4 separate regions of the Homo sapiens genome follow, and all the other regions are linked to region 3. A link is a contact called in ENCODE Hi-C or POLR2A ChIA-PET data. All regions are on one chromosome and are shown on one strand. The core of a region is the stretch at or near the end of the contact, and the rest is flanking DNA. Distances in the headings are between cores, read along the strand shown.

What was found. Hi-C counts contacts between places; a loop is a spot of excess contacts on that map. ChIA-PET counts read pairs that join two places held with the same protein, here RNA polymerase II (POLR2A). Pooled maps may share reads with other maps.
Region 1: a loop to region 3 is called in a pooled map, with 7 times the contacts of the local background. The contact joins the promoter of PHPT1 here to the promoter of TPRN in region 3. A Hi-C loop is called at or near these places in 7 of 50 pooled maps. POLR2A ChIA-PET finds 5 or more read pairs at or near these places in 2 of 52 experiments (HEK293 and common myeloid progenitor, CD34-positive).
Region 2: a loop to region 3 is called in a map with no recorded cell type, with 9 times the contacts of the local background. The contact joins the enhancer-like site here to the promoter of TPRN in region 3. A Hi-C loop is called at or near these places in 2 of 37 single-sample maps with no recorded cell type and 5 of 50 pooled maps. POLR2A ChIA-PET finds 5 or more read pairs at or near these places in 1 of 52 experiments (H1).
Region 4: a loop to region 3 is called in a pooled map, with 2.9 times the contacts of the local background. The contact joins the enhancer-like site here to the promoter of TPRN in region 3. A Hi-C loop is called at or near these places in 1 of 50 pooled maps. POLR2A ChIA-PET finds 5 or more read pairs at or near these places in 5 of 52 experiments (B cell, MCF 10A, OCI-LY7 and 2 more).

Annotation. Positions count from the first base shown.
Region 1 is chr9:136,846,568-136,852,380 of GRCh38, reverse strand. It overlaps PHPT1 (phosphohistidine phosphatase 1), which reads right to left and starts at 2,972. Exons shown (of 3, transcript NM_014172.6): 1 at 2,791-2,972; 2 at 2,244-2,368; 3 at 1,357-1,626. The coding sequence starts at 2,950. The coding sequence ends at 1,534. AJM1 (apical junction component 1 homolog) reads right to left here. Exons shown (of 3, transcript NM_001080482.5): 3 at 3,580-5,813. The coding sequence ends at 5,036. It overlaps MAMDC4 (MAM domain containing 4), which reads right to left and starts at 35. Exons shown (of 27, transcript NM_206920.3): 1 at 1-35. RefSeq lists silencers at 2,651-2,730, 3,121-3,180, 3,361-3,440, 3,521-3,580, 3,801-4,030 and 1 more and an enhancer at 2,721-3,000.
Region 2 is chr9:136,901,128-136,907,010 of GRCh38, reverse strand. The region is part of intron 4 of TRAF2 (TNF receptor associated factor 2); the gene reads right to left. Among named protein-coding and RNA genes, the nearest start is that of MIR4479, 17 kb to the right of the region's middle. RefSeq lists enhancers at 4,219-4,678, 4,909-5,228. Within about 2 kb of position 4,395, at least 35 of the 41 ENCODE cell types and tissues checked have a DNase peak (open chromatin) inside an H3K27ac peak, as active enhancers do.
Region 3 is chr9:137,199,491-137,205,155 of GRCh38, reverse strand. TPRN (taperin) reads left to right here and starts at 4,415. Exons shown (of 4, transcript NM_001128228.3): 1 at 4,415-5,665. The coding sequence starts at 4,445. It overlaps TMEM203 (transmembrane protein 203), which reads left to right. Exons shown (of 1, transcript NM_053045.2): 1 at 1-1,074. The coding sequence ends at 152. RefSeq lists an enhancer at 3,427-3,955 and silencers at 4,184-4,653, 4,744-4,813.
Region 4 is chr9:137,533,318-137,538,984 of GRCh38, reverse strand. The region is part of intron 8 of PNPLA7 (patatin like domain 7, lysophospholipase); the gene reads left to right. Among named protein-coding and RNA genes, the nearest start is that of PNPLA7, 14 kb to the left of the region's middle. RefSeq lists an enhancer at 4,043-4,102. Within about 2 kb of position 3,889, at least 7 of the 41 ENCODE cell types and tissues checked have a DNase peak (open chromatin) inside an H3K27ac peak, as active enhancers do; they include B cell, where a contact is called at or near this core.

The sequences.
Region 1 (5,813 bases), core at 1,723-4,222, 350 kb after region 3:
GCCTGGGAAGTTCCGTGCGGTTATCAGCCTGCGCTGGCCCCGCACGCTGACTCTGCTGTTAAGTGGAGGGCCCCTCGGCCCGGCCCCACCCAGTGCTGACGGTGCCAAGCATGGGCCGTGAAAGTGGCCCCAGGAGGGGGCCTCTGACCCAGGGTCAGCTCCCACCTGCCCGGCTCCCTCAGACACAAGGTCAGGCTCTTCCACCCTGCCCTGCCCTGCCTGGTGAAGGGGAGGCTCCCACTGGAATGGGGAGGGACCCAGGCACCCCACCAGGACTCTGCTCGGCAGTGTGGGGCGGGCAGAGGCCGCCGTGGCCTCTCACTGTGCCTCTGGCAATAGCGTGGTGCTGGCCAAGGTCAGGACTCAACCAGTCCAGCAGCTGCAGGAGTCCAGCACGTGCACCAGAGCTGGTCCCTGCGTTCTCAGCCGTGGGGAACCTGCCTTTAAGTCAGGCTGTGGAGGATCACGCCGTCATTCATTCGTCCTGAGCAGCCAGGTGCTGTCCGGTGCCAGATACAGGGTCCCTAGGAGCCCAGAAACTTCGGTTTCTCATGGAGCAGACTCATGCTTGGGGCAGGGTCTTTGGGGCTGGGGAAGGAGTGTGGCATTTGGGGCCAGGCCCTGTTTGTGATTTCCCATGGTGTGACCTCGGAGCTTGTGTCACTGAGCCTCAGTGTCCCGGTCTGTAAAATGTGGTTATGACAGTGCCCGTCTGGAGAGGCTGGCCGGAGGACCAGTGAGCTGACAAAGGTGGGGGTGCCCTGTGTACAACCAGCCCTGGCCCCCAGGGTGCCCCTGCACCACCCCATGGAGTCCCACTGTGTATGGGGCTTCCCAGGGCAAGGCCTGAACCCGTGTCCTGCCCACAGCCCTGCCGGGTGCAAGAGGGACCTGGGAGGGGCCTCCAGAGTCAACGTGAGCCTGTGGGGTAGATGCAGCTGTGCGACCTGACCCTGGATACTGGTAGGCCCCATGGGGCTGGTCATGGAAGGAGCCTGCAGGTCACGGAAGGAGCCTCAGGGCAGACAGGACACTGGGGAGCCCTGGGATGGGCTCATAGGAGGGAGCACTGGTGGGCGCCCCAGGTCTTGGCCAGCCCGAGGGACCAGGCCCTGACTCCTCTCGCAAGGGCTTGCCAGACCTCCTCCAAGATGCCCTGGAGGACGATGGCCGTGGGAAGAGCAGTCAGGCCATCAGCGGGCCCCTTTATCAGACCCCAAAGGGCTGAGTGTGCACCGCCACTCCCTGGGGCCACTCCTGTGTTCCCCCACCCACCTGCTTTAGTTAGGGTCTGGGGGCCCCCGGAGGTGGTGACGCAGGGTGCAGGAAGCCAAGGACAGAGTTCAGAAGCCGGCAGGTGTGGCAACACGTTTAATTCTGTGGCCAGGCTAGCCTGTCTCCAAGGCCTGGTGGACAGCACGTCACCAGAGGCTGCCGCAGGAGCAGGCAGGGCCAGCCCTGCAAGAGGAGTGCAGGCAAAGGCGGGGGCTCTGAAGTGGCTGCTGGAGGCAGCAGGCCCCGGGCTGGGAGTGCTCAGTAGCCGTCGTTAGCCCAGGTGACCTCGTAGTCGGGGTACTTGGCTTTGATTTTCTCAGTTGAAATGGCGTGCTGGGCAGGACCATAGGCCTGGAGAAGAGAAGACGCCTGCTGGCACTACCTGGACCCTTCAACCCGATACCCGGCTCTGGGCATCCAGCCACCAGCCACACCAGAAGCGAGTGTGGGAAAGGGATAGGCAGTGCCTGGGGATGCCAAACCCACCATCCCGACCGCCCTTGGGGGCTCCCCTGGGGAGAGGCGACCTCCACAGGCAAGCAAACCTTGATGGTGGATCCTGGGGCCTGAGGCGCCCAGAGGGACGCACGTGGGTCTCATCTGCTGGTGGTTTTTGTGAAGAGCACAGGTGGGGACTCTGAGCTCCACCCAGGTACTGACTGCCTCTGGGGGCCCAGGGCCCAAAGTGCTGGAGGACAGCTAGAGCCCAGCAAGGCCTCCCAAGGCAGGGAGAGGAGACAGCCGGCCATGTCTGGGGGTGTCCGTCCCACCCCTCAGGTCTGGCGTGTGCTCCATGGGGGAATGCAGGAACACAATGGGCCCTGGAGGGAGGGCTCTGCCGCCGACCCTGGGAGAACCCCAGGAAGCCTGCGTGCTCAGCTGGGGCCACGGGTCAGGGCAGCAGGCTCAGGTGGGCCTCGAAGCTGGTACTGGGGCCTCCGGCAGGGCGGGACGGGGCTGCGGCTCACCATGGAATAGCCGTACACGTGAATCTTCTTGTCCTGACTCTGGTGGGAGATGCGCCCGCCGCCCAGACACTCACAGTCGCAGCCTTGCTTCTGCATGTCGCCCGACACTTTGTCGTAGATGTCCGCTGGGATGGGAGGGCGGCCTCAGGACGTGCCCTGGCCGCCCTTGGAGGCCGCGGGAGGAACTCCCAGCCGAAGGGGTCTGAAATCCCAGCTCTGAACAGCCCCTTCCCCAGGAGAGACGAAGCCCCTTGAGGCTGGGACAGGGATGAATGAGCGAAGGAGGGTGGAACCGGGGAGGGCGCGGGAACTGGGAGACTGCTGGGGAGGGTGTCAGGCCGTGTCACGCCCTTCCCGCCCAGGACCTCAGCCTGGGTCAAACCTAGCAGGGGCAGGACTCGGAGCAGAGCGCAGTCCGCTACGGCCCGCAGCCCCGCCCCCGCCCCGCCAGCCCCGCCCCTGCCTCGTCAGCCCCGTCTCCGTCCCGCCAGCCCCGCCCCCGCCTCGCCAGGCGTGCCCCTGGCATGCCCGCAGGTCCCGCCCTCACCATGGTACTCAGCCCACTTGTAGCCGCGCACGATCTCCTTGCTCTCTGCAGCCGGAGCCCCGGAGCGGGGAGCCGAGTGGACTCGGATCAGCACATACTTGAAGACGCCGTCGGAGTCGATGTCCACATCAGGAATGAGAGCGAGGTCCGCCACCGCCATGTTCCTCCTCCCGGAGTCCCCTCCTCCCACCCGACCCGGGGGCCGCTTGTACTGCGGGAGGCGGGCTCTGCGAGAGCGACGACCAATCCCGTCGGGGAATGCTTCCCAAGGCCCAGCGCCTCAGCCAATTGTACCGCCGACCGAGGCACGTGCTGACCAATCGCAATCCAGTTCCTTGCCGCCTTGCGGCTCCGCCAGCCCCGCTTAAAGGAAACGTGGAATCGGGAATGGGTGGTGATGAAATCCAGCCAACGGAGAAGTTCCTCTCCAGCGGGGTCCGGTGGCACCCTTGGAACGGGGCAGTTAGGCGGCCCGCGAGGCTGGGGCAACGAGGGAGGCCTGAGGGACTTGCCAGCCCTGACCTCCTGTCCCGCACGTAGTCCGAAGACCACCCTCCCCGTGGCCCCCACCGCCCAAAGGCCTCCCTCTCTCCCCCTCCCACCGCCCGAAGGCCTCCCCCCTCCCCGCTCTCCACCGCCCGAAGGCCTCGCTCTCCACCCCCTCCACCGCCCGAAGGACTCCCTCTCTTCCCCGTCCACCGCCCGAAGGCCTCTCCCTTTCTCCTCTCCACCGACCGAAGGCTTCCGTCCCCAACCCCGCTACCGGTACAAGGAGGCAACGGCAGCCGCTACATTCAAGTTCTATTTTACTTGGTTCGAAAGCTCTTGCCCCCTGGAAATTATTCCGGTCCAGGGGCGTTCCCGGCCGGCCCTCAGGGGTGGGGCCGAATGCAGAGGCCCTGGGGTAGGGGGCGCGGGGCGCGGCGGCGGGTGGGCAAGCGGGACGCCTGGCCGGTGCAGACGCGCGGGGACGAGATGGGCGTGCCGGGTGCGAAAGCAGGAGCGGAGGCGGGGGTGCCCAATTTCTCTCACTTGGTGCCCCCTCCCCTGGCTCCGAAGTAGGGCTGGGGACTCCAGGAGGGCCCTTGCGTTTGGCCTCCACCCCTCTCCCGCATACCCCACCCTCCAGAGAGCTCTGGGCGCGGACCAGGGTGCACTTGGGGGACAGGTGGAGGCCGGGCCGCCGGGCTTGCGCCTCCACGCCCGCAGTACGGCGTGCGGCCAGAGCGGGTGTGCGGGGACCTCTCGGGACAGGTCAAGCCCCCTCGGGTGGGCTTCCACGCTTACCAACTAGCTCTCTCCCTCACCTGCTCGCACCACGCTTTGCCCTCCAGGCTCCCACCTGGGAACGCCCCGTCCCTTGGTCCTTCCTCTCCTAGCCAGGTGTCAGCTCTGGCCAGGCCCAGGTGCTCTGCTTCCCCTGTTCAGGTCCCCTGCCCCTTCGGCTGGGAGACTTGCATATCGGCCTGAAGACCTCCCTGCGGTTTTTCCCAGCTCCTGCAGGGCCCAGACTGCAGCGGCTGGAGGCGAAGGGACGGCAGGGCGCGTGGCGTGGTTAGTGTGCTGGCTCCGACCAGCGGGAACGCACTGCGCACCGTCCGCCCTGCCCACCGCCTCGGCGGGACGCGCTCGCGCACACGGACGCACAGAGGTCGACCAGGGTGTTCTCCAGCGAGGAGGCAACACAGCCGCGGGAGGCGGGGCGGGGCGTGTTTAAAGTGACAGACTGGGCTTTGGTTACGTCGGGCTTCTGGACGAGGGGAAACCGGAGTCGGGGAGGCTCCAGCGAGAGCCCCGCGGACCGACGGGGACCGGATCTCTACGGGTGGGGTCTGTGCAGTAGTGACCCCTCCGAGTGAAGGCAGAGCTCGGCGGTCCTCAGGCCCACCCCGCCTCCCAGCGGGGAGCACCGAGGGCGAGGACCGACTTCTTCTGGGGATCCTCGAGGGCGAGCTGGGAGAGGGAGGAGGCCCGGAGGAGGGAGAGGGGTTGCTGGGGGTGGGAAGGCGAAGGGCCTGTGAGGAACACTACGGGGACGAAGGGCCGGGGGGTGGGGGCCTGGGCGGAGCTGGAGGCCGAACTGAGCGGAGCTTGGAAGGCTGGGGAATTAGAGGCGGGGCCTAGAAGAAGTCGGGGTGGGGCCCTGGCGGGGCTCGGGGGCGGCCCTGGGTGGGCCGGGCGGGGCCTGAGTGGGCAGGGCAGGGTTCGGGCCAGCGCCTGGGCTAGGCCTGGTGGGCCCGGCGCCTCACATGATGTCGTCCAGCAGGTTGGCGCTGGCCACCCAGTCGAGCGCGCGCGGCTCGGAGGCGGCCATGATCATGCACATGAAGGGGCGGCCGGTGCGCCGGTCCGTGGGGTAGATGGTGGTGGGCGTGAAGCGCCTGTTGGCCTCGACGAACTCGCAAAGCTGCTCGTAGACGCGCGGGAACTCGTGGCGCAGGAAGACGCCGCGCAGCCGCAGCTCGCGCTGGATGTGGATGAAGGCCACCTCGCGCGCGCGCCGGCCCGCCTCGCCGTCCTGATCCAGGCCCGCCGTGCCCGGCGGTGGCGTCAGGATCAGCGTCTCCATGTCGGGCTCGCGGCTCCGCGCCGGGGGCGGCCGCGCGGGGCTGCCGGCCGCCAGCGCTACCTTGGCGAACTTGCGCACTGTTGGCCCGTGGCTGCGTGGCGCGGGCGCGGGCAGGGCCGGTGTCCCCGGTGGCGCGGTGCCGGGTCCCACGGCCACGGACACGCTGAGCAGGAAGCACTCTGCCGGTTCGTAGAGGCGCCCAGCGGCCGCCAGCTCGCGCGCGTAGCTGCCCAGGGGCGCCGCGTGTGTGGCCAGCTCACGCAGCGATAGGTAGGTGGGGGATAGCAGCAGCCCCTCCAGGCCAAAGCGCAGGAAGTTGTCGGCCGAGCCTGGACTTGGGAAGCCCAGGAAGAGCACGCCGCGGCCGCGCGACAGGAAGCCGACACGCGCGATGCGCGAGAAAGCGCGGTGCACCGGGCCGCTGTCGCGGCAAAACTGCAGTACGTGGCGGCAC
Region 2 (5,883 bases), core at 3,146-5,645, 300 kb after region 3:
GCCCGAATGTGAGGGGTCAGGACAGCAAGGTGACGGGATGTGGCTGAACCCTTCCAGGACTGCCTGGCAGCTGCACCTCTCACAGACTCTAAGGTTGGGAAGCCGCAGCAGTCACAGGAGGAAGAACGGGGTGGCAGGCACTACAAAGGTGCTAGTGTAACGGGAGAGAGGGCCGGATTCAGGATGTGTCTGGGGAGCCACGTGGACCTGCCGGCAGACTGAACGTGCCGCTTACAGGAACACAGAGAAGTCAAGAAGGACTCTCAGGCCTCTGGCCCAAGCCACAGGAGGTCCCACCTGCCTCCATAAGGGGCTGGTGAGGTACAGAAATAAAACTAAACAGGGCTTTTTGTTTTGTTTTGTTTTTTGAGACAGGGTCTCACTTTGTCACTGATATGGTTTGGCTGTGTCCCCACCCAAATCTCATCTTGAATTGCAACTCCCATAATCCCCATGTGTTGTGGGAGGGGCCTGGTGGGAGGTCATTGAATCATGGGGTGGGTTTTTCCCGTGCTGCTCTCGTGATAGTAAGTCTCATGGGATCTGATGGTTTGATAAAGGGCAGTTCCCCTGCACATGCTCTCTTGCCTGCTGCCATGTGAGACGTGCCTTTCTCCTCCTTTGCCTTCCTCCATGATTGTGAGGCCTCCCCAGGCACATGGAACTATGAGTCCATTCAACCTCTTTTTCTTTATAAACTACCCAAGTCTCGGGTATTTCTTTATAGTAGTATGAAAATGGACTGATACAGTTACCTAGGCTGGAGTGCAGGGGTAAGAATACAGGTCACTGCAGCCTCGACATCAGCACCCACATAGCTGGGACTATAGGAATACAGGCACGCACCACCACACCCAGCTAAATTTCTTTGTATTTTTGGCAGAGCCATCTTGGTTTTTTGTTTTTGTTTTGAGATGGAATCTTGCTCTGTCGTGCAGTGGCGCGATCTCGGCTCACTGCAACCAGCAACCTCCACCTCCTGGGTTCACGCCATTCTTCTGCCTCAGCCTCCTGAGTAGCTGGGACTACGGGCGCCCGCCACCACACCCGGCTAATTTTTTTGTATTTTTAGTACAGACAGGGTTTCACCGTGTTAGCCAGGATGGTCTCAATCTCCTGACCTCGTGATTCACCTGCCTTGGCCTCCCAAAGTGCTGGGATTACAGGTGTGAGCCACCGCGCCCGGCGGTAGAGCCATCTTACCCAGGCTGGTCTTGAACTCCTGAGCTCAAGCAATCTGCCCACCTAAGCCTCCCAAAGTACTGGGATTACAGGCATGAGCCCCTGTGCCTGGCCAGAGTTAAACACGTCTTTTGGGAGAAGTCTGCTATGACTGGGAACAGAGAAAGGGAATGGAAGTCAAAGGAACAGGAAGTTGAAAATCTGCTGTTTCTTCAATCATGATAAACATAAAATGTATCATCTTAACCATTTTCAAGTGCACAGTTCTGTGGTATTAAGTACATTTCACTGATGTTATGTAACCATCACCACCATCTACCTCCATCACGCTTTCCCATTGTAGAAACCTGAAACCCTGTCCCTGTTAAACCCTAACTCCCCATTCCCCTGCTCCAGCCCCCAGCACCATCTATTGGCTCTCAATTTGACCACTCCGGGGACTCTGTCAGTGAATTCACGCAGTCTTTATCTTCTTGTGCCTAGCTTAGCTCACTGAGCACAACACTAAGTTTTGAGACAGGAGAGACTAGAGCATATTCTGTACCGATGGGCACAACCCGGAGAGAGGAGGACAATGTGCTGAGAGGAAGGTTCCTGAGAGGCCAGGGCAGCAGAGGACCTGGCTGCGGGGCCCTTCATGGGGTGGGGAGTGGGGGTCAGCAGCTCCATAGAGAGCTGGCTACAGCTCAGGAGCCCCAAGTGACTCAGGAAAGGTTAATGCTACTTCCCCCAAGAGGGGAGACCCTGCTCTGGACAGCACAGGCACTTGGGCTGGCTTCCATTCAACCTCCCCAGGGAGTGTTCCTCCCAAACCTTCACACAGGCACAGCAACTACTCCTTAGAGGCGCCCCAGGGAACATGGGCCCAGCCCTCCAAGACCTCCAGCGGCACTGGCCCAAGCTAAGCCTGCTAAAGGAACCAACTCCCTGAACCCAACAGCGCCTTGCACTCTGCTACCCACTGACGGGACAGGACCCAGCCCTCGGCCACACTAGTGTGTAACAAGCCACCATCAAGCTGAATCAAAGAGGAGCCTCAGCAACTATTCTGGCTTATGAAACCTAAAAACGAAAGCACAAATAGTCAATGTTCTTAGATTTAATTAAAAGACTGTTCTTTAGGCCAGGCGCGGTGGCTAACGCCTTGTAATCCCAGCACTTTGGGAGGCCGAGGCGGGTGGATCACGAGCTCAGGAGATTGAGACCATCCTGGCTAACACAGTGAAACCCCGTCTCTACTAAAAATACAAAAAAAATTAGCCGAGAGTGGTGGTGAGCGCCTGTAGTCCTAGCTACTCGGGAGGCTGAGGCAGAAGAATGGCGTGAACGTGGGAGGTGGAGCTTGCAGTGAGCCGGGATCGTGCCACTGCACTCCAGCCTGGGCGACAGAGTGAGACTCCATCTCAAATAAATAAAAAAATAAAAATAAAAAAGACTGTTCTTTAAAACATAGTAAAATGGCCGGGCACAGTGGGTTCCCACCTGTAATCCCAGCACTTTAGGAGACCAAGGTGGGAGGATCACTTGAGCCCAGGAGTTTGAGGCTGCAGTGAGCTATGATCCCACCACTACACGCTAGCCTAGGCAACAGAGCGAGACTCTATTTCTAAAAATAATAGTAATAAAATGCTCATAGGTGAAATGATATGACATCTTCATTTGCTTTAAAATAAGCCAGAAAAGAAAAAAATGTGTGTGGGGGGTTGAAGGGCTGAAAGTAGGCTGGCGAAGGCTGGCAGGTGCTGCGGGGCAGCATGTAGGCCTGTGGGGCAGCGGCACACCTCTACTCTCAGCCTCACTGCTCAGATGCGCTGCATGCTCGAAATGTCAAAAATAAAATCTTTCTTGGCTGGGCGCGGTGGCTCACGCCTGTAATCCCAGCACTTTGGGAGGCCGAGGCAGGCGGATCACGAGGTCAGGAGATCGAGACCATCCTGGCTAACATGGTGAAACCCCATCTCTACTAAAAATACAAAAAAATTAGCCGGGAGTGGTGGGGGCGCCTGTAGTCCCAGCTACTCAGGAGGCTGAGGCAGGAAGAATGGTGTGAACCCGGGAGGCGGAGCTTGCAGTGAGCCGAGATCGCACCACTGCACTCCAGTCTGGGTGACAGAGTGAGACTCCATCGCAAAAAACAACAAACAAACAAACAAAAAAAACCTTTCTCTTGGCACTCGGTACTTGAAATCTCCAGTGGGACCAGGGTTGTCCTGCAGCAGATACATCTACACCAGCACCATCTGTCTCAGTCTTCTCCCCACCCACAGCAGACACAGTTTAAAAAAAAAAAAATCAATATTTATTCAGCCAGAATTCAAACTACACATTTGACGCAAATACAGTCGTCATCCCTCTGAATGTCACTAGAATGTCCATGAGGCCGAGCATACTTGGCTTTTCCTGGCCTTTCCGCTGCTCGTGCAGCCAGCCTATGTCCTCTCTGGAAAGTCTCCCCGCACCCCCGCATCCAGCTGCCAGAACGAGTAGCTCAGGGGCCCACTGGGGAATTCAGTTCTGCTATTGGCACTCAGCAAGCACTCCATCAACATTTACCTAAAGTTTTAAAATTATTCGATTTGGCCAGGTGCAGTGGCTTATGCCAGGAATCTCAGCACTTTGGGAGGCCAAGGTGGATGGATCACTTGAGGTAAGGAGTTCAAGACCAGCCTGGCCAACGTGGTAAAACCCCATCTCTACTAGAAATATAAAAAATTAGCCGGATGTGGTGGCAGGCGCCTGTAGGCTGAGGCAGAAGAATCACTTGAACCTGGGAGGTGGAGGCTGCAGTGAGCCGAGGTCACGCCACTGCACTCTAGCCTGGACAACAGAGCAAGACCGTCTCAAAAAAATAAAAATAAATAAATAAAATCATTCAGTTCCTAGAAAGGCATCATTGCAAAGGACAAACATTCAAAAGCTAAGCAGGATTTTCCCCTTTTCCAATAAAGTTCCGACCATCAAGGAGGAAAGGCAGCCTTAGCCTCCGTACTGTGTTTACAATAAGGCCCCAACTAGCAGCACACTCCGAGCACCCGGAGAGCAAAGAGAGGCGGCTCCGAGGGGCAGAGCGGCTCCCAACTGTATAGACGGGTTGATTTCCGTCCCCATGTGTGACATTTACAGCCAGTGAGAGGTTTTATCAACAAAATCAAAGGCCACAGCCAAGTTATTCCAGAGCAGTGCCCGCCCCTCCCACATGACCAAACCCGGCTCCTCTCAGGGACTTTCCAGAGCTCTCAAAGGTGCAGCCAGGGACTTTCCACCCTGCGTGCCTGCAGGACCGCGTGGCGCCCCAGGCCAGGGGCTGGCTATAGTCCTTGGCCCTCAGCCGGAGGCCCTCATAATTGTCAATGTGGCATCCCATGAGCCTGGAGGTGGCAGAGACCCCAGAGGACTCAGGGTCCAGTGCAGAGCTGGAAACTATTATCCCACCTGTCCCCCAGACACTCCTCAGTCCTCTCAAAGGGTGGCATGGCGCATAGCACCCCTACTCCCTGCAGCCAGCTGGTACCCCAACCCTCCCAGGGAGACCCTGACCCTGGGCCACCTCCCCAGGGAGCCATCTCCCTTGCAGACAGCACTGGGCAATGACCAAGCTGCATCTCTTTCAAGGAGCAGGGAGTGGGGGGTACAATGCCATGCGCCACAGCCGTTTGTGCGGCAGAGCCACACAGGAGCCTAGAAAGCTTTGCATCGCACGTCGTGGCTGAGGGCGGTCTGGCATCTCTGCCCACAGAGGTAGGAGTCTCACTCTAGGGCAGTGCCCTGGAGCTACCGCTCCGTGTCCAGGACGCAATCCCCGTGCTAGGGAGGAAAGCACATCTTGTTCACCCCAGACACAGCTGGGGCAGTTCTTCTGAAAAAACGAAACTTGGAGCCCAAAGACCACAAAGCAGAGTCTGTCAAAAGATCGTGGGAGGTGTGGCCAGGCTCACAGGGTGGGGAGTGGGCGAGGAGAAGAGGGAGGCGTGGCCAGGCTCACAGGGCGGGGAGCAGGAGAGGAGAAACACACAGTAATGCAGGTCCAATTCCAACCCAGCCGGTAACACCCCAGGGTCCGGCTGAGCAGGAGATCCCAGCTCTGGCCCGGGCAGGAAGCTCCCCTAAGTGCAGAAAGCCAGGATTCTGAGCAAACAGCCCTCACAGCCTCACCAACCTGGGGCTGGATTGGATGGCATCAAGGTACTGCCTCATTCCAATGTATGACTCGGTACTCACTGAACAATGACCCCTGTCTCCTCCATTCTACTTCCTGTACCCATGGATCTGATGACTCTAAGGGTGGCCCCTAAGTGGAATCACAGAGGATCTGTCCTTTGGTAACTGGCTCATGTCACTCAGCACACTGTCCTCAGAGTTCATCCCTGGGGTGTGTGTGTCCGAATCGCCTTCCTTTTTAAGGCTGAATCATATCCCACTGTGTGCACAGATCACACTTCCCGTGTTTATCCATTCATCCGCAGACACTGGGCTGCCTCTACCTTTGGGCTCTGTGGACAGTGTTACTCCAGGAATCCTGTACAAGGATCCCAGAGAGAAACCTCTTAAAGGGCATTCATTACAAGAAGGAAGACTGCATAACTTGGCGAGCTGTAGTGGCCTCGACGAGCTCTCTCGGCACCTCCTGGCCTCTACACTACAGGTGAAGTTTCCAAATGCCTAAAAGGTGACGTGAGAATCACACTGAAATCCCCAGTGCAG
Region 3 (5,665 bases), core at 3,166-5,665:
TACTTACGGTCCTGAGTCTCAAGTTCGTCTTCGAGATGCTGTTGTGCCAGAAGCTGGCGGAGCAGACTCGGGAGCTCTGGTTCGGCCTCATTACGTCCCCGCTCTTCATTCTCCTGCAGCTGCTCATGATCCGCGCCTGTCGGGTCAACTAGCCTCACCGAGGTGCCGGAGAGGGAGCGCTGGACAACTAGAATGTTGACCTCGAGCCGAGGCCCTACTTGCAGCGCACCGGAGGAGAGGCTCTCTAGTCTGAAGGCACCGCCGGCTTGCGCCGAGCTGAGTGCCGGGTTTCCCTATTCCAATCCTGTTTGAAATGGTTTCTTCAGCAGGGCTTAAAAGAGCAGCCTTCATCCTGAAAATGTATTTCCTTTTGTTTAATGCTTTGAGTAGATAATCCTGAATTGAGGTCATGAGGAGGCCCCCCAGGCCAGACAGTCCTGAACCCCTCTGACACTTGGAAACTGAATATAAGTAAAATGTCCAGGTGGACTCTGAGTATTTCCTGTGGATCCTGGGAAAGTACTGTTGCACAAAGGCTGCAAAGCTGGACTCAGGAATGTCCTCCAACCAGCAGCGCTGACCTAAGAGCTCCCTGTGCCGTCTATCCAGACCAGACTTCGGTAGATGCCTTTGTTAGATCTATCACATGTAAACGAGCTTGTATCTCCTTCCCTGTGCCACGAGAGAGATTGGCTTTTTATTCCAGTCTAGGCAGAGACAGAAGAATGTTGAATAAGAGCACGATTAGAGTCCTGTCTGGTTATCTGTTGCCCAAGAAAAGAACTCTGCTGTCCAGGCACTGCTTGGCTTACTATCCCAGCAAAGACTGCAGTTTTGTGGACTTTTGACCACCTTGGGCTGGCACTCTTAGCACACCTGAGACAGATTTAAGCCTCCCTAAGAGACTGAAGAGAGGAACAGGTGTCAGATACTCATAGGCACTGAGATCTACAAATGGGAAGCTTGTGAGTGGCCCATCTTTGTTGGCCTACGAACTTTGGTTTGATGCCAGTCAGGTGCCACATGAGAACCTTTGCTGAGATGCAAATAAAGTAAGAGAATGTTTTCCTGAAATGAATAGTGGTTGCCTGTAACCCTCAAGGGTTAAATAGGATGAATATTGAGATACTCTCTGCTACGTGGTGTAGCTGGTTACAGAGCTGCGGTTTTAAATGGATTGAAACCTGTGGCTAGAGCTTAGTGGATGGTGGTGGTGGGAATCACTTGTTCTGGAGAATCCCTCCTTCCTGCTCTAGGAGGTGGGTAACTCAGGCACCCCCCCCCCCACCCTGTATGAAGACAACAATCTGGGCTCATGTTAAAGACCCATTGAATAGTTTGTGACCCCAGAGCCCATGACTTCTTGCCAGAGTGTGGTCTTTGTGGGCCTTGTTGGCACTCTGTAGAGCAGGGATCAGCAAACAATGTCCTAAGGCCTGTTTTTGTATGACCCTTGAGCTGAGGATGGTTTTTACACCCCTAAATGATTAAAAGCAAAAGCAGGCCAGGCGTGGTGGCTCACGCCTGTAATCCCAGCACTTTGGGAGGCCGAGGTGGGTGGATCACAAGATCAGGAGATCGAAACTATCCTGGCTAACACGGTGAAACCCTGTCTCTACTAAAAATACAAAAATTAGCCGGGCGTGGTGGCGGGTGCCTATAGTCCCAGCTACTTGGGAGGCTGAGGCAGGAGAATGGCGTGAACCCGGGAGGCGGAGCTTGCAGTGAGCCGAGACAACGCCACTGCACTCCAGCCTGGCCAACAGAGCGAGACTCTGTCTCAGAAAAAAACAAACAAACAAAAAAAAAAACAAAAGCAGAACTTGTGACAGAGAGTGGATATGACCCTCAGAGTCCAAGGTCTCTTAATTGGCACTCTTGGCCTTTGGGGCCAGAAGATTCTCTAGTGAGGATGCAGTCTGTTTCGCAGTGCTCCTGCCTCTCCTGGGTAGATGCCAGTAGCAGCCTTCACTTGTGACAAGCAGATGTTTATCCAGACATTGCTAAGGGCCCTGGGGAACAAAATTGTCCCTGGCAAAAACCAGTGGGCTAAAATATTTCCTGTCTGGGGCCAGATGCGGTGGCTCACGCTTGTAATCCCAGCACTTTGGGAGGCGGAGGCGGGCAGATCACGAGGTCAGGAGTTTGAGACCAGCCTGACCAACGTGGTGAAACCCCGTCTCTACTAAAAATACTAAAATTAGCTGGGCATGGTGGCGCATGCCTGTAATCCCAGCTACTCAGGAGGCTGAGGCAGGAGAATTGCTTGAACCTGGGAGGCAGAGATTGCAGTCAGCCGAGATAGCACCACTGCACTCCAGCGTGGGCGACAGAGCGAGACTCTGTCTCAAAAAAAAAAAAAAAAAAAAATTTCCTATCTGGCTCGTTACAGAACAGGTGTGCTGACCTCTGCTCTCATGCATCAGCCTGGCCAGCGGAGTGCGGTGTCAGCCTCTGCCTGGCGTGTATGCTTAGTTGTGTAAACCATGGAGGGGCTTGCGTTGGAGGCAGCTTATCTGGTTTGTTGCTACGACACTGTGTCCAGCCTGGGATTGGCATAACTTTTGTCAAAGCCAGATTCAAGCTGAACAGTGGGAGTGAGTTTCCTCGTAATGTTATTTATTTCTAGATTTTGTGTTTTGTGTGTTCCCCTGTTTTATTTTGGTAGTTCAGAATTGGGCAACCCTACTAGGGTAGAAGTGATGAACATCAGATGCTTCCTTTAGAAAGGTGATTTGAGGAGGGCCCTAAGGGAGGAGACACTTGGCTTCTGGAAAGCTGAAATGAAAGTTTATTCTGGCCAGGCCCAGTGGCTCACGCCTGTAATCCCAGCAGTTTGGGAGGCCAAGGCAGGCAGATCATGAGGCCAGGAGTTCGAGACCAGCCTGGCCAACATGGCGAAATCCCGTCTCTACTAAAAATACAAAAATTAGCCGGGCGTTGTGGTGGGCACCTGTAACCCCAGCTACTTGGGAGGCGAAGGCAGGAGAATCGCTTGAATCCTGGAGGCGGAGGTTGTAGTGAGCCGAGATCGTGCCACTGCACTCCAGCCTGGGTGACAAGAGCAAGACTCTATCTCAAAAAAAAAAGAAAAAGAAAAAGTTTATTTTCTCCAGCTTAATGGAGTGGCAGGAGAATAAGGCAAGCATTAAGCTAGCGGCTGCTGCAGACTGTCATGGGGCACAGAAGCTGAGAAGGGCATCCCCAAGTTAAAAAAAAAAAATCTGTTCTGCATCATTGCAGAGACCCAGGCGACCTTGGTGTGGGAAACAGCAGTGTCTACTGAGCAGGCTGCTGACTGCAGGGCAGGTGATGGAAAGAAGGTGATGTCCGTGCACTCCAATTCCCCTTCTCCCCGTGACTCCAAGCGATCTCCCTATTGTCTGCAGGCTTGAAAGGCTGTGGAAGCACTCTGAAGCCCTCCCTGGGGCAGAAGGGACTTGTCAGCCGGGAGGCTGTGCCCTCAGGGTCATGGTATCCGGAGCCTTGATGAGGGGACGTTCAACCGATGGGAGAGGAGTAACCTTAACGTGGCAGCAGGGTGGAATAATCAGACACAGGGGTCGGCCCTATGGGGCCCACCGTTACCCTGGCTTTTTTTTTTTTTTTTTGGCTCTGAATGCATTGGAGAGCTCTCCAAGCATGCAGGGCCCTGCCCTGGTGAACCTGCTTGCGTGTGGCGGGAGAGGCTGCTTCCTTTGTGCCTGCTCCTGCAGATGCTTTTTGGGGACCACGGATGGCAAGGTTGGGTTAAGAGGCTCCCACCTGGGCAGCCTATAAAAACTAGGGATTTCTGAGAAACTGGTTCGTTGGGGCTGCTCGGGGCTCCAGAATTGGCATTTCCAAGCCCCGCAGGCACCTGCCGGAGGTCGGAGGACCCCTGGTGAAAGCAGGGTCCGGGCCAGAGTGTGGCCTGTGCACCGTCCACGGACACGGGTGCCTTCGGTCCTGGAGCAGCGCCCTTCCTGCACCGCGCTCTCAGCGGACGGAACAGGCGGCCTCGGTGCTGGCAGCATGAGGAAGTCCCAAGCTCAGCCAAGGTCACTCGGGGCGCAGGGTCCAGGGGCCGCGCACCCGGCTACCCCCAGGGACGCCGGGAGCTGAGAGCGCAGAGGCGGAAGTGGGGTCTGCCAGTGAGCGGCGCGAGGCACCGGGGTGTGTCCGGGGGGCCGTCCCCAATGGAGGCCAGCTCCGGTGATAGGCGTTGTCCAATGAAGTCCCTTGGGAGGCGGGGTTGAGGCGAGTGTTGTCCAATCGGTAGGGTCACTTGAGGGGCCCGCCCTCCTCCCCTGCCATAGGTGGGCCTCCCGCACGGGGCGGGGAGAGCGGGCTTTCCCCAATGGTCGGTGGCCCGGGAGGGGGCGTGGCCGCGGCGCCCAGGCTGGCCGCGGCGGCGGCTGCCACTCCGGCCCTCAGTCCAGCCGTCCGCTGCCGCGTTCGCAGCATGGCCGCCCTGGGGCGGCCGGGCTCGGGGCCGCGCGCTGCGGTGCCCGCTTGGAAGCGTGAGATCCTGGAGCGGAAGCGGGCCAAGCTAGCCGCGCTGGGCGGGGGCGCGGGGCCCGGGGCGGCGGAGCCCGAGCAGCGGGTGCTGGCCGAGAGCCTGGGCCCGCTGCGCGAGAACCCGTTCATGCTGCTGGAGGCCGAGCGGCGGCGCGGCGGGGGCGCGGCGGGGGCGCGGCTGCTGGAGCGGTACCGCCGCGTGCCTGGCGTGCGCGCCCTCCGCGCCGACAGCGTCCTCATCATCGAGACGGTGCCCGGCTTCCCGCCCGCGCCGCCCGCCCCGGGGGCCGCGCAGATCCGCGCCGCCGAGGTGCTGGTGTACGGGGCGCCGCCCGGCCGCGTCAGCCGCCTACTGGAGAGGTTCGACCCGCCCGCCGCGCCGCGCCGCCGCGGGAGCCCCGAGCGCGCCCGCCCCCCGCCGCCGCCGCCGCCGCCCGCGCCGCCCCGGCCCCCGCCCGCGGCCCCCAGCCCGCCCGCCGCGCCCGGGCCCCGCGGTGGCGGGGCGAGCCCCGGGGCCCGGCGCAGCGACTTCCTCCAGAAGACCGGCAGCAACTCCTTCACCGTCCACCCCCGGGGTCTGCACCGCGGCGCGGGCGCCCGCCTGCTCTCCAACGGGCACTCGGCCCCTGAGCCCCGGGCCGGCCCTGCCAACCGCCTCGCGGGCTCCCCGCCTGGGTCGGGACAGTGGAAGCCAAAGGTGGAGTCGGGGGATCCCTCCCTCCACCCGCCCCCCAGCCCCGGGACCCCGAGTGCCACTCCAGCCTCACCCCCTGCCAGTGCCACTCCTAGCCAGCGCCAGTGCGTCTCCGCAGCCACCAGCACCAACGACTCCTTCGAGATACGGCCGGCCCCCAAGCCAGTTATGGAGACCATCCCCTTGGGGGACCTCCAGGCCCGGGCGCTGGCCAGCCTCCGCGCAAACTCTCGAAATTCTTTCATGGTCATCCCCAAGAGCAAGGCCTCCGGGGCTCCTCCTCCTGAGGGGAGGCAGTCCGTGGAGCTGCCAAAGGGAGACCTGGGCCCGGCCTCCCCGAGCCAGGAGCTCGGATCCCAGCCGGTGCCTGGAGGGGATGGTGCGCCTGCCCTCGGGAAGAGCCCCCTGGAGGTCGAGGCACAGTGGGCAGTCGAGGAGGGGGCCTGTCCCAGGACAGCCACCGCCCTCGCT
Region 4 (5,667 bases), core at 2,640-5,139, 330 kb before region 3:
TATCTTCCAGGTTCAAGTAATTCTCCTGCCTCAGCCTCCTGAGTACCTGGGATTACAGGAATGTGCCATCACACCTGGCTAATTTTTGTATTTTTAGTACAGACGGGGTTTCACCATGTTGGCCAGGCTGGTCTTGAACCCCTGACCTCAAGTGAGCCACCTACCTCAGCCTCCCAAAATGCTGGGATTACAGGCCTGAGCCACCGCGCTTGGCCCATTAACTGGAATTTAATGTGTGTTTAATCTTTTTTTCTTTGAGTAAAACCTACATGCAGTGAAACAAATCTTTAGTGTCCATTAGCTGAATTTTGCTAAATGCCTCTCAACTCAAAAGAGGTAACTGATTTTAATCTTACTCTTTTGAGTTACACCTTTTGCATTCATTGTTAGCTGTGTATCAAGGTAACTTCTACCTCAGTTTCTCTAGACTTTGTTAGGAGAGTTTTCTAGAGCTCACCAGAACCCTGGCTCGGATGCATTCAGGCAGAACCAAGCGCTAGGTCCTTGCATGAAACCTCGCACTGGAGCCTGGGTGGTGTCCTCTGATCCCATCCTATGTTCCTCTGCTCGGAAAGGACGTAACAAGCTCCAGCCAGACATCGGGGTGTCCAGGGTGCTCACTCTGCTCCCCGGCAGATGGGCACAGGTGCGCTTTGAGCTGTTTGGGGCCTGGGGTGGAGGCGTGGGTGGGACCTCGGCATCTCGTTGTGCTCCCTGGGACTTGTGTATCTTCACGTGACGCGTGGCCTGTGCTGGGGAGGCTGCCGGCCTGGGGAGGGAGAAGACACCCACCTCCTTTGAGCAAGGCTGACCTGCCGTTAGAAGGCCGGTGCTCATCTTCGAGGGAGCCCCCAGCGTGGCTTGGGGCAGAGTGGGGTCCCAGCCACCAGATCCACCTCTGTGCACCTCTTTGGAGCCTCTGGTTAGTGTGTCTCTGGAGCTGAGGTGGGCTTCTCAGGGACTCCTGGATGTGTAAGGGGCACCTGTGGGCCTGAGAAAAACTGGGAAAGGACCACAGGAGCTTTGGTCTACGTGGACGTAAACCCGTTCAGCACGGGGCATCTGTATGCGACCTACCTTGGATGATTCGTTTCTCTTTAAGCAAAAAATAGCTTCACTGGGGTAGAGGCTTTCTCCATTATTTCTTTGTTCTTTCTGATCTTGATCTTGTTGTGATATTCAGGTTGGGCCTCACTTATCACAGTGCAGCCATGCCTGTTCCAGGAGAGGGGAGCTGTGCGCTGAGACGGGCCGGGTTCCTCTCAGCTGCTGCGATCCGTCTCATCCGCGTTGGTGTCACAGCCCCTCTCCCTTAGGGGTGGGAATGGATCTTCCCTGAGTGTAGTGGGAGTAAAAAATGGGAGGTGATTGGCTGAGCACGGTGGCTCACGCCTGTAATCCCAGCACTTTGGGAGGCCGAGGTGGGCGGATCACGAGGTCAGGAGATCGAGACCATCCTGGCCAACATGGTGAAACCCATCCCTACTAAAAATACAAAAATTAGCTGGGTGTGGTGGCGGGTGCCTGTTATCCCAGCTACTCGGGAGGCTGAGGCAGGAGAATCCCTTGAACCAGGGATTTGGAGGTTGCAGTGAGCTGAGATTGTGCCACTGCACTCCAGCCTGGTGACAGAGTGACACTCCAACTCTGTCTCAAAAAAAAAAATGGGGGTGATATCTGAGAGAGGTAATTCTGTATTGTGATCAGTTGATCATCTGCCGTGACATCGTTTTTCCTCATCAAACTTTTGTGTTTGTCATTTTAACAAAACTTAAATTCTTGCAAAATAACATGGACAGATTCTAAAAACATACTTAAAGTTTTATCAACAGTGGCCGTCTGTCCCCTCACACTGAAAACGCTTCGGTTCCTTCTGAGCAGCTTTTCTTGCTGTTTCCTAACCCATCCATTCTAGACACACTGACTTCCTGTTGTGGGAGATAAAGTGTGGCTCGGTGGATGGCCCCCATGCTTCCTGTTGTGGGAGATGAAGTGTGGCTCGGTGGATGGCCCCCATGCTTCCTGTCGTGGGAGATGAAGTGTGGCTCGGAGGATGGCCCCCATGCTTCCTGTCGTGGGAGATGAAGTATGGCTCAGAGGATGGCCCCCATGCTTCCTGTCGTGGGAGATGAAGTGTGGCTCGGAGGATGGCCCCCATGCTTCCTGTCGTGGGAGATGAAGTGTGGCTCGGTGGATGGCCCCCATGCTTCCTGTCATGGGAGATGAAGTGTGGCTCCGTAGATTGCCCCCATGCCTCATGCTACGTTCCCATCTGCACCGCTCATGGGCGGTTCTTTCGACTTCATGGATACTATTCACAGCTGAGCTATGTAGTGTACTATAGTTAAATTTCCTTTCTTGCAACTTTCTCTTTTTCTTGGAATTAACAGTTGTGTTATTTTTGGCTACTTGGTGATTTTTCTGTGCACCTGTTACAGATTCACGACCTGAACCAGCGGCTTATTTTTGGCCTCTTGGTGATTTTTATATGCACCCATTACAGATTCACGCCTGAACCAGCGGCTCCGTGAATGCTTTTTTGCTCTGGGAAGCGCCCCTGCTAGGAGCCCCCATCCTCTTGCCCAGTCGGACCCTCCCCAGGCCTGCTGTCCAGACGCCATCCCAGGACCACCCACCCTTCCTTCCCCTACACAGGGCTCTTGCTGCTGCTTTCTCGGCCGGCGTGTTTTGGTGGAGCAAATCCTCCATTCACTTCCTGAGACAGGATGCCAGGGAGGTGTATGTTTGGAAACCTTAGAAATCTAGAATTGTCTTTATTCTACACCACCTTTGTCTTTTTGTTGTACTTTTTCTTTTCTTTTTTTTTTTTTTGTGATGGAGTCTTGGTCTGTCGCCCAGGCTGGAGTGCAGTGGCGCGATCTCAGCTCACTGCAAGCTCCGCCTCCTGGGTTCACGCCATTCTCCTGCCTCAGCCTCCTGAGTAGCTGGGACTACAGGCGCCCACTGCCACGCCCGGCTAATTTTTTGTATTTTTTAGTAGAGACGGGGTTTCACCATGTTAGCCAGGATGGTCTCGATCTCCTGACCTCGTGATCTGCCCGCCTCGGCCTCCCAAAGTGGTGGGATTACAGGCATGAGCCACCATGCCCAGCCTTTTTGTTATACTTTCTAGATTTTTTCAACTTTATTTTCCAAATCTTCCATTGAATTTTTAATTTCTGTCATATTTTTCATTTCAAGAGGTTTTTTCTGTTAATTTTTTTTTTTTTTTGAGACGGGGTCTTGCCCTGTCACCCAGGCTGGAGTGCAATGGCGTGATCTCAGCTCACTGCAACTCCTGCCTCCCGTGTTCAAACGATTCTCCTGCCTCAGCCTCCCGAGTAGCTGGGATTACAGGTGCCCACCACCATGCCCAGCTAATTTTTGTATTTTTAGTAGGGACGGGGTTTCACCATGTTGGTCAGGCTGGTCTCAAACTCCTGACCTTGTGATCCGCCTGCCTCGGCCTCCCAAAGTGCTGGGATTACAGGTGTGAGCCACTGCGCCTGGCCCTGAATGTTCTTTTTAAAAAAGTATCTTTGTTCTTATGTTTTAATTTTTAAAAATTATCTTGTTCTTACTTCATGGATAAAGTAAGATGGGTTTTCTTTTGCTCCCTGAGTTGTTTCTGACCTGAGTTTTTCTTCTCTGTTTATTTTGGCTTCTGTCTTTCTGATCAGGGGCTTTTCTGCCTCCAGCAGTCACTTTATGTGTGAATGAAGTTCTTATTGAACACAAGTGTGCAAACCAGCATAGCTGCATCTCACAGAAATAATGTGGAGCCCAAGAGGCCAGCAACAAAAAGCACACACTGTGTAATTTCACTCACCTGAGGCTCAGCTACCAGCTGTACTGACACTTGAGGACAGAGGCTGGCCAGCCAGCTTTCTCTGTAAAAGGCCAGAGTGTAAATATTTCAGCTTTATGGGCCACGTGGTCTCTCTTGCAGCTACTCAATGTGGCCATCTAGTGTTCCAAAAAAAACTTCCTTTACAAAAAACGTGCGGTTGGAGGGACTTGGTGTTGGTGTTTGGCCCTGCTGGGGTTAAGGTCTCATTAGTGGTTGCCTGTTAGAACGCGCGGTTCGAGGGACTTGGTCCTGGTGTTTGGCCCTGCTGGGGTTAAGGTCTCATTAGTGGTTGCCTGTTAGGGGTTTAGGTTGGGTATCGACCCGGGGAGGCGTAAGGTAATCTAGATTACTGGAAATGTTCTACATATTGATTTCGGTGGGAGTTACATGGGTTAACTACAAAACGAAAACAGCGTGATCCACCTGAAAGCTGCATATAGGCTGCGTGTGCATGGGGTCAGGGCTCGTTAACAGGGGACACTCCCTGCAGGAGGACTGAGCAGGACGCTGGCTCTTTCCTTCATGGTTTGGGAGTCTACAGGTCAGGGTCTGTAGGTCTTTTTTTTAGGGCAGCTTCTCAGAAAGGAATCTGCGTATGTTCTGCTGTGGTGGCACTGGGTTGGAGGAGGGGGAGGAGTCTGGGAGTGCTCCCATCTGGAGTGGACACTGTTGGGGAGGAGTCTGGGAGTGCTCCTGTCTGAGTCTGGGAGTGCTCCCATCTGGAGTGGACACTGTTGGGGAGGAGCCTGGAAGTGCACCCATCTGGAGTGGACACTCACTGAGGAGCCTGGGAGTGCTCCCGCCTGGAGTAGACACTGTTGGGGAGGAGCCTGGGAGTGCCCCCGTCTGGAGTGGACACTCACTGAGGAGCCTGGGAGTGCTCCCGCCTGGAGTGGACAGTGTTGGGGAGTAGTCTGGGGGTGCTCCCATCTGGAGTGGACAGTTGGGGAGGAGTCTGGGGGTGCTCCCGTCTGGAGTGGACACTGTTGTGGAGGATTCTGGGAGTCCTCCCGCCTGGAGTGGACACTGTTGTGGAGGATTCTGGGAGTCCTCCCGCCTGGAGTGGACACTGTTGGGGAGGAGTCTGGGGGTGCTCCCATCTGGAGTAGACACTGTTGTGGAGGATTCTGGGAGTCCTCCCACCTGGAGTATACACTGTTGTGGAGGATTCTGGGAGTCCTCCCGCCTGGAGTGGACACTGTTGGGGAGGATTCTGGGAGTGCTCCTGTCTGGAGGGGACACTCACTGAGGAGTCTGGGAGTGCTCCTGTCTGGAGTGGACGCTGTTGGGGAGGAGTCTGGGGGTGCTCCTGTCTGGAGTGGACACTGTTGGGGAGGAGTCTGGGAGTGCCCCCGTCTAGAGTGTACACTGTTGTGGAGGATTCTGGGAGCCCTCCTGCCTGGAGTGGACACTGTTGGGGAGGAGTCTGGGAGTGCTCCCATCTGGAGTGGACACTCAGGAGTCTGGGAGTGCTCCCATCTGGAGTGGACACTTGGGGAGGAGTCTGGGGATGCTCCTGTCTGGAGTGGACACTGTTGTGGAGGATTCTGGGAGTCCTCCCGCCTGGAGTGGACATTGTTGGGGAGGATTCTGGGGGTGCTCCCGTCTGGAGTGGACACTTGTGGAGGATTCTGGGAGTCCTCCCGCCTGGAGTGTACACTGTTGTGGAGAATTCTGGGAGTCCTCCCGCCTGGAGTGGACACTGTTGGGGAGGAGTCTGGGGGTGCTCCCGTCTGGAGTGGACATTCACTGAGGAGTCTGGGAGTGCTCCCATCTGGAGTGGACACTTGGGGAGGAGTCTGGGGGTGCTCCTGTCT